Linked DNA regions of Homo sapiens: all the other regions are linked to region 3. The links are chromatin contacts, found by Hi-C or POLR2A ChIA-PET in ENCODE. All regions are on one chromosome and are shown on one strand. Each heading gives the region's core, a stretch centred on a gene start or an enhancer-like site at or near the end of the contact. The rest is flanking DNA. Distances are from core to core; before and after follow the strand shown. Region 1 holds the start of KIAA0319. Region 2 holds the start of LINC02828 (long intergenic non-protein coding RNA 2828). Region 3 overlaps LOC102724765 (a long non-coding RNA gene).

What was found. Hi-C counts contacts between places; a loop is a spot of excess contacts on that map. ChIA-PET counts read pairs that join two places held with the same protein, here RNA polymerase II (POLR2A). Pooled maps may share reads with other maps.
Region 1: a loop to region 3 is called in a pooled map, with 3 times the contacts of the local background. The contact joins the promoter of KIAA0319 here to the enhancer-like site in region 3. A Hi-C loop is called at or near these places in 5 of 50 pooled maps.
Region 2: a loop to region 3 is called in a pooled map, with 2.8 times the contacts of the local background. The contact joins the promoter of LINC02828 here to the enhancer-like site in region 3. A Hi-C loop is called at or near these places in 7 of 50 pooled maps. POLR2A ChIA-PET finds 5 or more read pairs at or near these places in 5 of 52 experiments (HCT116, MCF 10A, activated B cell and 2 more).

The regions. Positions count from the first base shown.
Region 1 is chr6:24,643,790-24,647,755 of GRCh38, forward strand. KIAA0319 reads right to left here and starts at 2,402. Exons shown (of 21, transcript NM_014809.4): 1 at 1,947-2,402. RefSeq lists a silencer at 2,247-2,456.
Region 2 is chr6:24,740,083-24,743,592 of GRCh38, forward strand. LINC02828 (long intergenic non-protein coding RNA 2828) reads left to right here and starts at 2,223. Exons shown (of 3, transcript NR_183315.1): 1 at 2,223-2,264. RefSeq lists an enhancer at 3,443-3,510.
Region 3 is chr6:25,015,492-25,019,446 of GRCh38, forward strand. It overlaps LOC102724765 (a long non-coding RNA gene), which reads right to left. Exons shown (of 2, transcript NR_187803.1): 2 at 1-92. It also overlaps a transcript of RIPOR2 not described here. Among named protein-coding and RNA genes, the nearest start is that of RIPOR2, 82 kb to the left of the region's middle. Within about 2 kb of position 2,185, at least 11 of the 41 ENCODE cell types and tissues checked have a DNase peak (open chromatin) inside an H3K27ac peak, as active enhancers do.

The DNA.
Region 1 (3,966 bases), core at 1,152-3,651, 370 kb before region 3:
TCTTAAACATATTATTGTATTTAATTCTTACAGGAATTTCGTTAAGTAGGTCCCATTGTTATCTCTATTTTACAGGTGAGGAAACTGAGCCTTAGAGGGTTTAGAGAATTTGCCAAATGTGAGACAGCCACTAAGTGGCAGAGCCACGCCCAAACCCACACCCTCTGACCTGGCAATCTGCAGCACTCCGTTCCAGAAACGGGCATACCTGGCTCTACATACAGCAGTGCCTCAATAACATAGTTTCATTCAACGTTGGTGACAAAAAAATTCCTGGCCAGGGCCACTGTCTATGTGGAGTCTGCTCATTCTCCTCATGTCTGCGTGGGTTTTCTCTGGGCTTCGGTTTCCTTCACATCCCAAAGCTGTGCATATGTCTACATGGTCCCCGTCTGAGTGAGTGGGTGTGTCTGTGAAAGTGCACCCTGTGATGGGATAGCTTCCTGGACAGGGGAGAGGGGGGGGTTCCCACTCTGAACCAGGGAGACTCTGGCTACCCATGACCTTGAACTGTAATAATTGGGTAAATAATGATCTTGTTTTTACTAATCCTTCTTAACTGTATGTATAGATCCCATTTATTTCTATGTTTAATATTAGAAGTGTTGTGGTCTTTATTTAGAAGTTTGGTGATTTTTTTATGACCAGAAATATGCTGTAGGAACTTAACTCTTGTTTATATCAATTAGCCTGTGGTAAAATTGGTTTCCTTATACCTCGTTGTGCTTAAAGGTTCACAGTTTCCAAGAACGTATCAAGAATGTTAAGTGAGGACTTACTGTATTTATTTAAAGAGAATGCTTCCTATCTATTGGCTAGGGAAAAAAAAAAAGTCAAGAAAATTTAACAGCAACTCTATTCTTTTACATTCATACATTACCAAAGCTCTCTTTTGGCTATTTTTAATTCATAAAGATTTTGGCTGAATTATTTTCATTATTTCGAAACAAAAATTAAGTTCTTGCCTCGGCATTTTGCATTACAAATGCAAATGCATTACAAATGGTTAATACAAATAAATCAGAGTACTTAGGTAATATGTTTACATTTCCCTTTTTCAAATTACAGAGGAATTCACCTTTCTCTGTGACTCCTACGTCTATAACTGAACTGACACCTCCAGTTTTCCTCATCTGAATTAAAAATAATACTAAAAAAAGCACAAAATAAAAGTTTAGATTTGGCATAACTTTAGTAGTCTCTACAATTGTGGTCTTCTTATAATAAATTGAAGCATTTGGAAAGTGAGCATGTATTTCAGGAATAAAGAAATAAATACCAACATTTACTTCCAAAATTCTTGTGTGTGGGGGGGAACATTGTCTACAATTTATTTTTTCTGTTACTATCAAAAACATCATTCAACTTTTCAATTCAAGCAGTGGAAAAAATACTAACATTTCACCGACAAACAAAAATGTTTTGATGAACAAACCAGCAATAAAAGTGCACATGAGTATGTATATCATATTTTTCCTCCTTGTATTTAATTAACAAATGACCTTAAGATGATAACTCTCAAAATTTCAGGTTTATCCTCCCGATTAATTTGTGACATTCCTTGGAGGGAATTCAAAGGGAAGAAGAGAAAGATTTTAAGCTTCAGGTTATGGTAAGGAACAGAGACAAAATGCATTTAGCAAATAATAGGAAAGATCACATAAATAGTTCTGAATGAAGTTTAAAGAAAACGATTCCTTACTTCTAAAAAAATGCAATTCGTGAGGTTGGGAAAAGACACTCAAATTTCCCCGACTCCACCCTACTAGTCAACAATCAGTGCAGCAATCAAAAAATGCCCTTTCCTGAATGCCCAGAAGAATCTTAAGAAACTCACCTTCTGAACTCAGGGCGTCTCGATTCTACTTTTGTTGGGTATTGGCCTGCCTACTGGCTGCCCTCTTTCCTATTTCTCGGCCAGGCGCTCTGGGAAGTAGATACCGTACCTGTGGTCACTGCTGGCGACACTGAAGCTCGCCCCATGCGTTGCTGCTGGCCCTGAGCATCACTCGCCGTCCCACTTGTTCCTCCTCGTCGTCATCGCAGGTCTTACACACACACACACACACACACACACACACACACACACACACACACACGTTCACACCCTCGCGCGCGCACCTGCTGTTAAGAGGTACAGCCCCACCCCAGCAAAATCCTCGCTTCCTCTTCCCCGGGACGTAGCCCCAGAGGAGCGAATCTGGACCAAGCCCAAGACAGGCTGAAGCTACTGCTGCGCTCTCACCTCCGGCAGTGACAGCGAGCGCCGCCGCCGCTCTGCGCGGGGCCAGCCAGGCCCGCCGAGGGCAGCACAGGTGGAGCAAGGTTGCACCCCCGGGGGATCCCCGCCCACCGCCCGCGGCAGCTTCTGCAGGCTCGGGGAAAGCGCGCGCCAGTGATTCAGCGCCTTTCCGCCGCCGCGGTTACCACGGCGACGCGCGCGCACGCGCACACACGCCCTCAGGGATGTGGGGCGCGGCAGCCGCCCCTGCCCAGCTCCCCTGCTCAGCTCCCCTGCTCAGCTCCCCGGTTGCGCTCTAAGTACCCGCACCGGGGCGACACACTCCCACCCCGCAGGGGACCAAGCAAAAGTCTTTCGTGAACCTGAGCGGCCTTCATACCCTACCTGCTTTCCTTCACCAAGCCCTTCCCTGTCACCGTGGCCCTAAACAGTCTGGGGGATGAACACTCCTTCCAAATAAACACCCGGGCCAGGGTGGCTCAAGGGAGCCGTGGGTGCACTGCCTGGGTCAAACACCCTTCGCGAATGTGTCCCCCAGCTTGTCCCCAGCTTGTGTCACCCCAGCTACACAAGTTCCATTCTTCCAGTGGGAGTCTCTTTGGCCCCTACTCTGTAATTATCTTTCTATTTTGAGCAGGTGCTTTCTGACTGAGACTGGGAACCTGTGCTAGGAGGGGCTCCCATCACCTCCAGGCCTTGCAGGTTAACTGGATGCCCAGTATAGTTTGACATTTGCATCTTGAGGAACGTGATAATCTAAACCACAGAAAACTTGGGTGGAAGACTCTTGCATTTTTACTGTTTTAATAAAGATGCGAAAGCATCTAGGGATAATATCATGAGCAGAAAAGGTAGCCAGGGCATTCCTCGCACATCTCATTACTAGGAGGTATAAGTGCAGTGCTTAGGGCTGAGTCACACACTGTTGATGAATAAGCTTCTTGGCTACTCGTATTTACCGAAGAGCCTCAGACAAGTTACCTAATCTAGATAAACCTGTTTCCTCAATTATAAAATGAAGATAATAGCATTCATATAGGATGATTCTGGGAATCAAATAAGATAATGCACATTTAAAGAGTAAAAACCAGCTGGGTGCGGTGGCTCACGCCTGTAATCCTAGCACTTTGGCAGGCCGAGGCGGGCGGATCACGAGGTCAGGAGATCGAGACCATTCTGGCTAACACGGTGAAACCCCCGTCTCTACTAAAAATACAAAAAATTAACCGGGAGTGGTGGCCCGCGCCTGTAGTTCCAGCTACTTGAGAGGCTGAGGCAGGAGAATCGCTTGAATCCAGGAGGCGGAGGTTGCAGTGAGCCGAGATCGTGCCACTGCACTCCAGCCTGGGCGACAGAGCAAGACTCCGTCTCAAAATAAATAAATAAATAAATAAATAAATAAATAAATAAATAAATAAATAAATAAAAACTAAAGAGTAAAAACCTGTCCAGGACTCAAAGAGTGAAAATCAGCTTGGACTTGGAAAAGTTAGTACTGCCAATGATCAATGATCAGGCTGAGAGGACAAAGTCAGAAGCAAAATTAACAGGCAATGTTGTTTCCTCTGAAGTCACGCAGCAGGTACAAAACAACACAACTCCTTGTGTTCCATTTTTGAATGACTACTACTTTCTACCTTTGCTTTACTATTCCCATCCATAACTGGGGATACCCAATTGCTAAACTCCCTTCACCTCCTGACAGCACCCAATCCCTCATTAAT
Region 2 (3,510 bases), core at 973-3,472, 280 kb before region 3:
AGGATATACAATAAACTAATAACGTTGGTTGCCTGTGGGAGGGAGATTTTTCACAGTGTAGACTTTGGTACCTTTTGAATTTTCAACTATATGAAGGCTGCATCTGGGAAATGGGTCTGGGTAGGGAAGAGGACTGTTGCTTTTTTATTGAGTGAAAGTAGCCAGACACAAAAATTTAGTGTTATATTTTCTACAATGTACATGATAAACATACTAAAAGAAAAGACAAGATGGGTCAGATTACAGAGGGCCTTATAAAAGACCAGGCATGGAAATTTAGAGTTGATTAAGGCCTGAAAATGGCACTGGCAATGGTGATAAAAGGATGAATTTAAACACTTAATAGAAAAAATCTAGAAAGTAAAATATCTGGATAGAAAATGATAGAGGTAAGTGAAGAGGACACCCAAGTTTTGGTGCGAGTAACTGTTACGGACTGAATTGTGCCTCCCCAAAATTCATATATTGAAATCCTAATCCCTAGTATGCTTCAGAATGTGCCTGTATTTAGAGATAAGACCTTTAAAGAGATGATTAAGGTTAAAAAATTATTAGAGAGGTGAAAAAGTTATTAGAGTGGTCTCCAATCCAATATGATTAATGTCCTTATAAGAAAAGGGAGAGAAACCAGAAATACATGCACAAAAGAAAGGCCATTGCTGGGTACAGTGGTGCATGCCTGTAATCCCAACAACTTGAGAAGCTAAAGCAGGAGCATTGCTTGAGCTCGGGAGTCTGAGGCAGCAGAATGAGACCCTGCCTCTGGTGCAAAAAATAAAATAAAATAAAAGCCATGTGAGGACCCACCAAGAAGATGGCCATCTGCAAGCCAAGGAGAGAGAGTTCAGGAGAAACCAAACCTGCCAGAATCTTGATCTTGGACTTCTGACCCAGAGAACTGTGAGAAAATAAATTTCTGTTGTTTTAGCTATCCAGTCTGTGGTGTTTTGTTATGGCAGCCTGAGCAGACTAAGACAGTGACTAAGAAAGTGACCATGCCATGACCACAGGCAGGAAAGTGGGAAAGGGAGCTAGTTTGAGAAGGGAGGTGATTTTGAATTGCAGCACCAGCCAGGCATAGTGGTTCATGCCTATAACCCCAGCACTTTGGAAAGCCAAGCCTAGAGCCCAGCCATGGGAGGTTTGCCTGAACCCAGGAGTTCAAGACCAGCCTGGGCAATATAGTGAGATGCCATCTCTACAAAAAACTCATAAATTATCTGGGCATGGTGGCTTGCATCTGTAGTCCCAGCTACTTGGGAAGCTGAGGCAGAAGGATTGCTTGAGCCCAGGAGCTTCAGGCTACAGTTATCTATCACAGCAGCACTGCACTCCAGTCTGGGTGACAGACTGAGACCTCATCTCAAAAATAAATATGTAAATAAGGCCAGGCATGGTGGCTCATGGCTGTAATCCCAGCACTTTGGCAGGCCAAGGCAGGCAGATTACTTTAGGTCAGGAGTTCAAGACTAGCTTGGCCAACATGGCAAAACCCCATCTCTACTAAAAATACAAAAAAATTAGCTTGGTGTGGTGGTGCACGCCTGTAATCCCAGCTACTCAGGAGACTGAGGTGGGAGGATCATTTGAGCCTGGGAGGCAGAGGTTGCAGTGAGCTGATATCTGACCACTGCCCTCCAGCCTGGGCTACAGTGTGAGACTCTGTCTCAAAAAATAAAAAATTAAAATAAATAAATAAATACATATATACATAAAATAAAATTTAAAATTGCAGCCCCAGTGAAATATGGCGGCTCACGCCTGTAATCCCAGCACTTTGGAAGGCCAAGGAGGGCAGATTACCTGCAGTCAGGAGTTCGAGACCACCTGGCCAACATGGTAAAACCCCATCTCTACTAAAAATACAAAAATTAGCCAGGCATGGTGGCACATGCCTGTAATTCCAGCTACTCGGGAGGCTGAGGAAGGAGAATTGCTTGAACCTGGGAGGCAGAGGTTGCAGTGAGCTGAGACAGAGCCACTGCACTCCAGCCTGGGAAACAGAGCAAGACTCCATCTCAAAAAAAAAAAAAAAAAAGAAAAGAAAGAAAGAAAGAAAGAAAAGAAAAAGAAAACAGAACAGGCCTTTTTAACCGCAGAGGTAATGGCTACAGGGAAGATAATGTGACTTTGGAGTGAAAGGATAGAGAGAATAGGGAGCAAGGGAATACGTAGCAAAGGAATGGCAAGAGAAATAAAAGGCAATAAAAAGGGAAGGAACTGCTAGCAAATAGGACAGAAGCCAAGGAAGCCGAACATTTGAGGTATGAGAAATCTTTTTTTTTTCTTTTTAATGCTGTAGAGAGAAACAGAGAAAGAAAAACCAGAAAAGAATAATGGATTTAACTAAAAAGAGGTCTTTGTTGACCTTTTAGAAAACAGTTTCAGTGTTGCTGGGAGGATGGAAACCGCATTGCCAAGTATGCAGTAGATGAGATTGTGGATAGAGAACAAATGCAACCCCAAGGCATTTACCATCCATTTAAGAGCTTAGGTAGCCCACAGAAAGTGTGCTGGGGGCTGGGCATGACTATCCACGGAGACCTGTTGTAGCGTTGAAGGTAAATGGGGAAGGAACCAATGAAGTGGGAGAATAAAGGAAGACCAAGTAGAAGTGAAGTCCTCTGAAGGTTTGCCTAGGATGGTTGGGAACACCTTAGATGAATTTATTTTAGAAAGGAGGGGGATAAGACTCCCAGAGAGGGAGGAGGCAAGGTGGAGAGATGGCGTACCAATACACAGAAGTAGAAATTAGAATAATTGTAGGAGCTTGAGACTTGGTAGTGGCATACACAAGAAATTCATTGAATGTGAAGTAAGGGAATGGAAGGAAAGCTTGAGGAGAGAAAGAAAACCCATTGGTAAGATTATGAATTTCATACAGGCAAAAATTCATAAGAATTTCATACGAATTCGGTAAAAGATACCAAGCAATAGTAATACTTATTCACTAACAAAAGCTCAAGCATCTGTAAAACAAAAGAAATAACAAAGAACTAAAGACAATCTGGGCCGTTTACGAAATCCATGTGTGTGACCTTAAAGAAGCTCTTTCCCGAATCATTTTCTGTTGTTGCATTGCTGTTTCCAGAGTTCTGGAATTCTATGCCACAAGCTGAACATTAAGGTCATTGATATCATCTGAAGCCAGGAAGAGTCTCTGCTAGGAAGACTTTTAGCACAAAATCAACTATTCTCTGCTCCAAGTAAAATGTCTAAACTGTCTGCAAAGGCAAATGGCTAAAAGCTTTGACAGGAATACTTCGTTAAGTGAGATTAGTCATGACCTCTTAGTAATATAAGCCTGAAGAAAGAAATGAAAGTTGGAAGTAAAGATATGAGTCATGCTGCAACTTGGTAGCTGGCATTCATTCAGGAGCTCAACAATGTCAGCAGATCTTAGGCTCCTTCCTTCTGCTCTGCCAGTCCTTATTCTTGTTAACTCATAAATTCAAAATGGCTGCCACAGCTCCCAACATCACAGTTCAAAGGCAGAAAACAGGGTAGTCA
Region 3 (3,955 bases), core at 935-3,434:
TACACGGCACTACTGGGTATGCTGTCTCCTTGGATTGTGTCATATTTTTAACCCAGTGGGAAATTCATAGGATCCTCTTGACTCTGTAAAAACTGTGGGACAATTCAGTCACTTTTACCAAATCCTCATTTCCTTTTCAAACCCTGTTTACTAACTGATGCCAAATAGTATTATAGTAATTGGGAAATAAAGGAAGTCCCTCTCCTGCTTATTCCTTCCAAAGTACATTTCTTTACCTTTTCATGGAGGTTTGGTAGGATACTTACATATTGTAGAGGGAGGTGGAGAAAATACTCATATATTGTAGAGGGAGGTGGAGAAGGAGGAGGAGGTCTTTCATGGACCTACAGAAAATGAAGTTAATCATGGTTGGAAAGCCTCCCCTTAAAAACGCAGGTTTTTTGGTTTTTTTTTTTTTTTTTTTTTTTTTTTTAAGGAGTCTTACTCTGTCACCTAGGCTGGAGTGCAATGGCATGATCTCGGCTCACTGCAACCTCCACCTCCTGGGTTCAAGCCATTCTCCTGCCTCAGCTTCCGGAGTAGCTGGGACTACAGGCAGGCGCCATCATGCCTAGCTAATTTTTTTGTATTTTTAGTAGACACGGGGGTTTCACTATGTTGGCCAGGCTGGTCTCGAACTCCTGACCTTAGGTGATTCACCCGCCTCGGGCTCCCAAAGTGCTGGGATTAAGGCATAAGCCACCACTCCCCGTCCTAAAAATGCAGTTCTAAAAATGAATAAAAAATAACAATTCATTCCAGTAGTTCCTGAGGCCCAGGGCATCAACAAGAGATCAGAACTATATGGAATAAGCCCACAATGTTGAAAAATTTAGGCTGAATGGAAGCTGGATCCCTGAAGCTAATCTCAGCGATTTAAAGTAGAGAATAAGGATGGAATGCATCCCCTCCATTAGTCTTGAAGTGAAACCACAGGAACTCTATTCATGAGAAGTAAAATTAGCTGTATGTTCAGTTTTCATGACATTTGTTACTGCACTTAAGCATTCCACAGCATGACTTAATTGCTGCTGAAACACCTAAGAGGAAAGAGAAGGAAGGAAAATGAAATGTTTGATCTTTGAATGACAAAATAGTCACGAATCTGGGAACATTAAGTAACTAGAGATGGAGTTAGCGTCACAAGCAACACACAACAAAAGTCTTGTGTCTGGCGATAATAAAGTTCCCTTAACTGATTCATCACTTCTTCCCTTGCTATAATTATGAACATTCTTCAAAAAAGTTCTGACATTAAAATTTCAAACTCTTGTTACTTCTGCTTTTCTATCTCATAATTAGAAAAATTTATTAATTCCAATTTTAGTTCTGGGTTTCTAAAAATTTCCAGGAATAAAACCTAGGGAGAAAGATCCTCTCATTGTATATATCTTCTAGGGGATTCACATTCTGGGTGCTTCACTTAGACATGGTAAGTTGATAACATAGGGAAACAAAAGATCTAAAGAAAGTAGCCAGCCTCTCCCAGAGATTGCAAACCAGCATGCAGCCAGCTGGCAGACACTTTGTGGGGAGGTAGGGACTGGAACAGTGTTAAAAGAAGTGGCACCGGCACGGTGGCTCACGCCTGTAATCCCAGCACTTTGGGAGGCTGAGACGGGTGGATCACCTGAGGTCAGGAGTTCAAGACCAGCCTGGCCAACATGGTGAAACCCCATCTCTACTAAAAATACAAAAATTAGCCAGGTAATCCCCGTTACTTGGGAGGCTGAGGCACGAAAATCACTTGAACCCAGGAGGCAAAGGTTGCACTGAACTGAGATTGCGCCACTGCACTCCAGCCTGGGTGACAGACTCTGTCTCAAAAGAAAAATGGCATAAATGCCATTTAGGCAGAGCAAAAGCTCGGTTGTTTGCCACAGTCCTCCCCCATTTTTACTGTCTTACATCTAGATCGCCTGCTTTTTTCTGTTGCCTGCTTACAGGCTTTGAGTTCGCAGTTTATGCACACATTTGCTGATGCTCCCCAGATTTTCTTACTTTTGGTATGTATTCAAATCAACCCATTTCTTTAAGACTTAATTCAGGTGTCCCCTCTTCCACAAAGTCCTTCCGGCCCTCTGGTCTCACCTGGCCACGCCTATCACCCCTATTCAGTGCCCTTCAGTTTTAGTTCTTACTTGTTCTCTAATTTGTTCAGGAGTAACCAAGTGGTAAACGCCCAGAGGGCCAGGTTGTGATTCACTGTTCTTGTATTTTGACCCAGGAGAGTGGTAGCTGCGGTGTGGGAGCTCAGGTTAGCTCACAACAGTTTTTTGACAGATGGGAATGCAGGAATCAGCAAAGTGAGGGAGTGTGGACCCTGGCACAGCCCAGTGGGCTTGCATTGGTTTCAAAAGGAAAATGAAAAGTTCTGTAAAGTCTTCAGGACACCTATGACAGAAATATTCTCTTGGAAGTTCAACATTGATATTTTGGTTCTTAGTAGAATAGTTAAAACACGTTTCTGCTTAAAATCTCTAAGTACTGAGGGATGACAACAGGTAGGATGAACATAGAAATACAAGCAATTTCGTAATATCACCTAGGAAAGCCATAGCATTGAGCTTAAGTATTTGGTGACTGTATCAGTTTCCTGTGACTGCTCTTACCTCCTTGCTTATTTCAAAGTCTGAAGGGTTTCATGTTGGGTTTAGAAAAGCTGTAGAGCGGCGCCACCTGATGGTTACTACCCAGAGTGCCTGAACTGACCTTGCAATTTCAAACGCAGTATCTTGGCTAGCTCAGAAGACTTCTTCCTAATGCTTTACATGAAAAGAGCAAACTGAAATACGTTCCTCTTGGAAAATCAGAAACATAAAGAAAATGTTTTAAATTTTGACAGAAGCAAACCCACTCATATACAGAATAATCTACCACCAAAAAAGAGTTTGTATATGATATTCATTGAATACTATTAGATTTCAAATAGGTAATAAATAAGATTTTATTATCCAGTTTTTCTTTCTCCATTTTTTAAAAGCAGATGTTTTTTCTATATAGAACGCTCCTTAACCAATTGTTTGATTATACCCCTCACCCCTTCCAACAAACACAATGTATTTATTTATTAAAAAAATTTATCACTTGCCCTGTAGAATTTTCCACATTTTGGTTTGCGCGAATTGCTTCCTCCAATATGTTTAACTTGTTTGTATTCCTTACATTTCCTATAAACTAGTAGTAAGATCTCGATTAGATTTTATTAAATCCCAGTTCTATTTTTGGCAAGATAATAGGTGATACTCTATGATGCTATATTAATCAAATCCTGAAGCACGTGCCTAGCTGTCCTACTTATCATGATATTAAGATTGATTTGTGGGTAGAGGTAATGTCAGTTGGAATCCTCTATTATAAAGTTCCCCAATAACTTTTCATTGAGAGTTTGGATATCTATTGATGATCATTGTCTCCATCCATTGTTTCATGAGGACTGCAAAATAGTGATGGTATAAGTTTTATTGTTACTCATATACCTATTAGCTGGGATTTTCTCATCATCTATTTAGTTAGCTTGAAATACAGTTCAAACAGAAAAGAAAGAACAAATATGTGATCAATCTCTTTAAAATATATATTTAGAATAACAAAATAGTGTCCGGCAACCTTCAAAGGTGAGCAGTGATGTTTTGTGTTTCATTAGGAATTCATAGATTTTTATATTTGATGTATTTTAATCTATTGCAAGCATTATTCTTGTTGATGCCCAGATGGTCCCACATTTGACAAATGCATATGTTTTTAACATAAATACTCTAATATGTGGCATAGTTGTTAAGAAAGCAGGCATACTGTAATGTTCTCAGGAGAAATTATTACCACTCTCAAGGAAGGCGATTTAGCAATATGTATTAGGAGCCTTAAAAAACGTATGCCCTTTGATTTATACTCTAGGATCAAACATAAAGCAGCCTTTTCTATGAAAATAATCAGGAACATAGCTAATAATTGT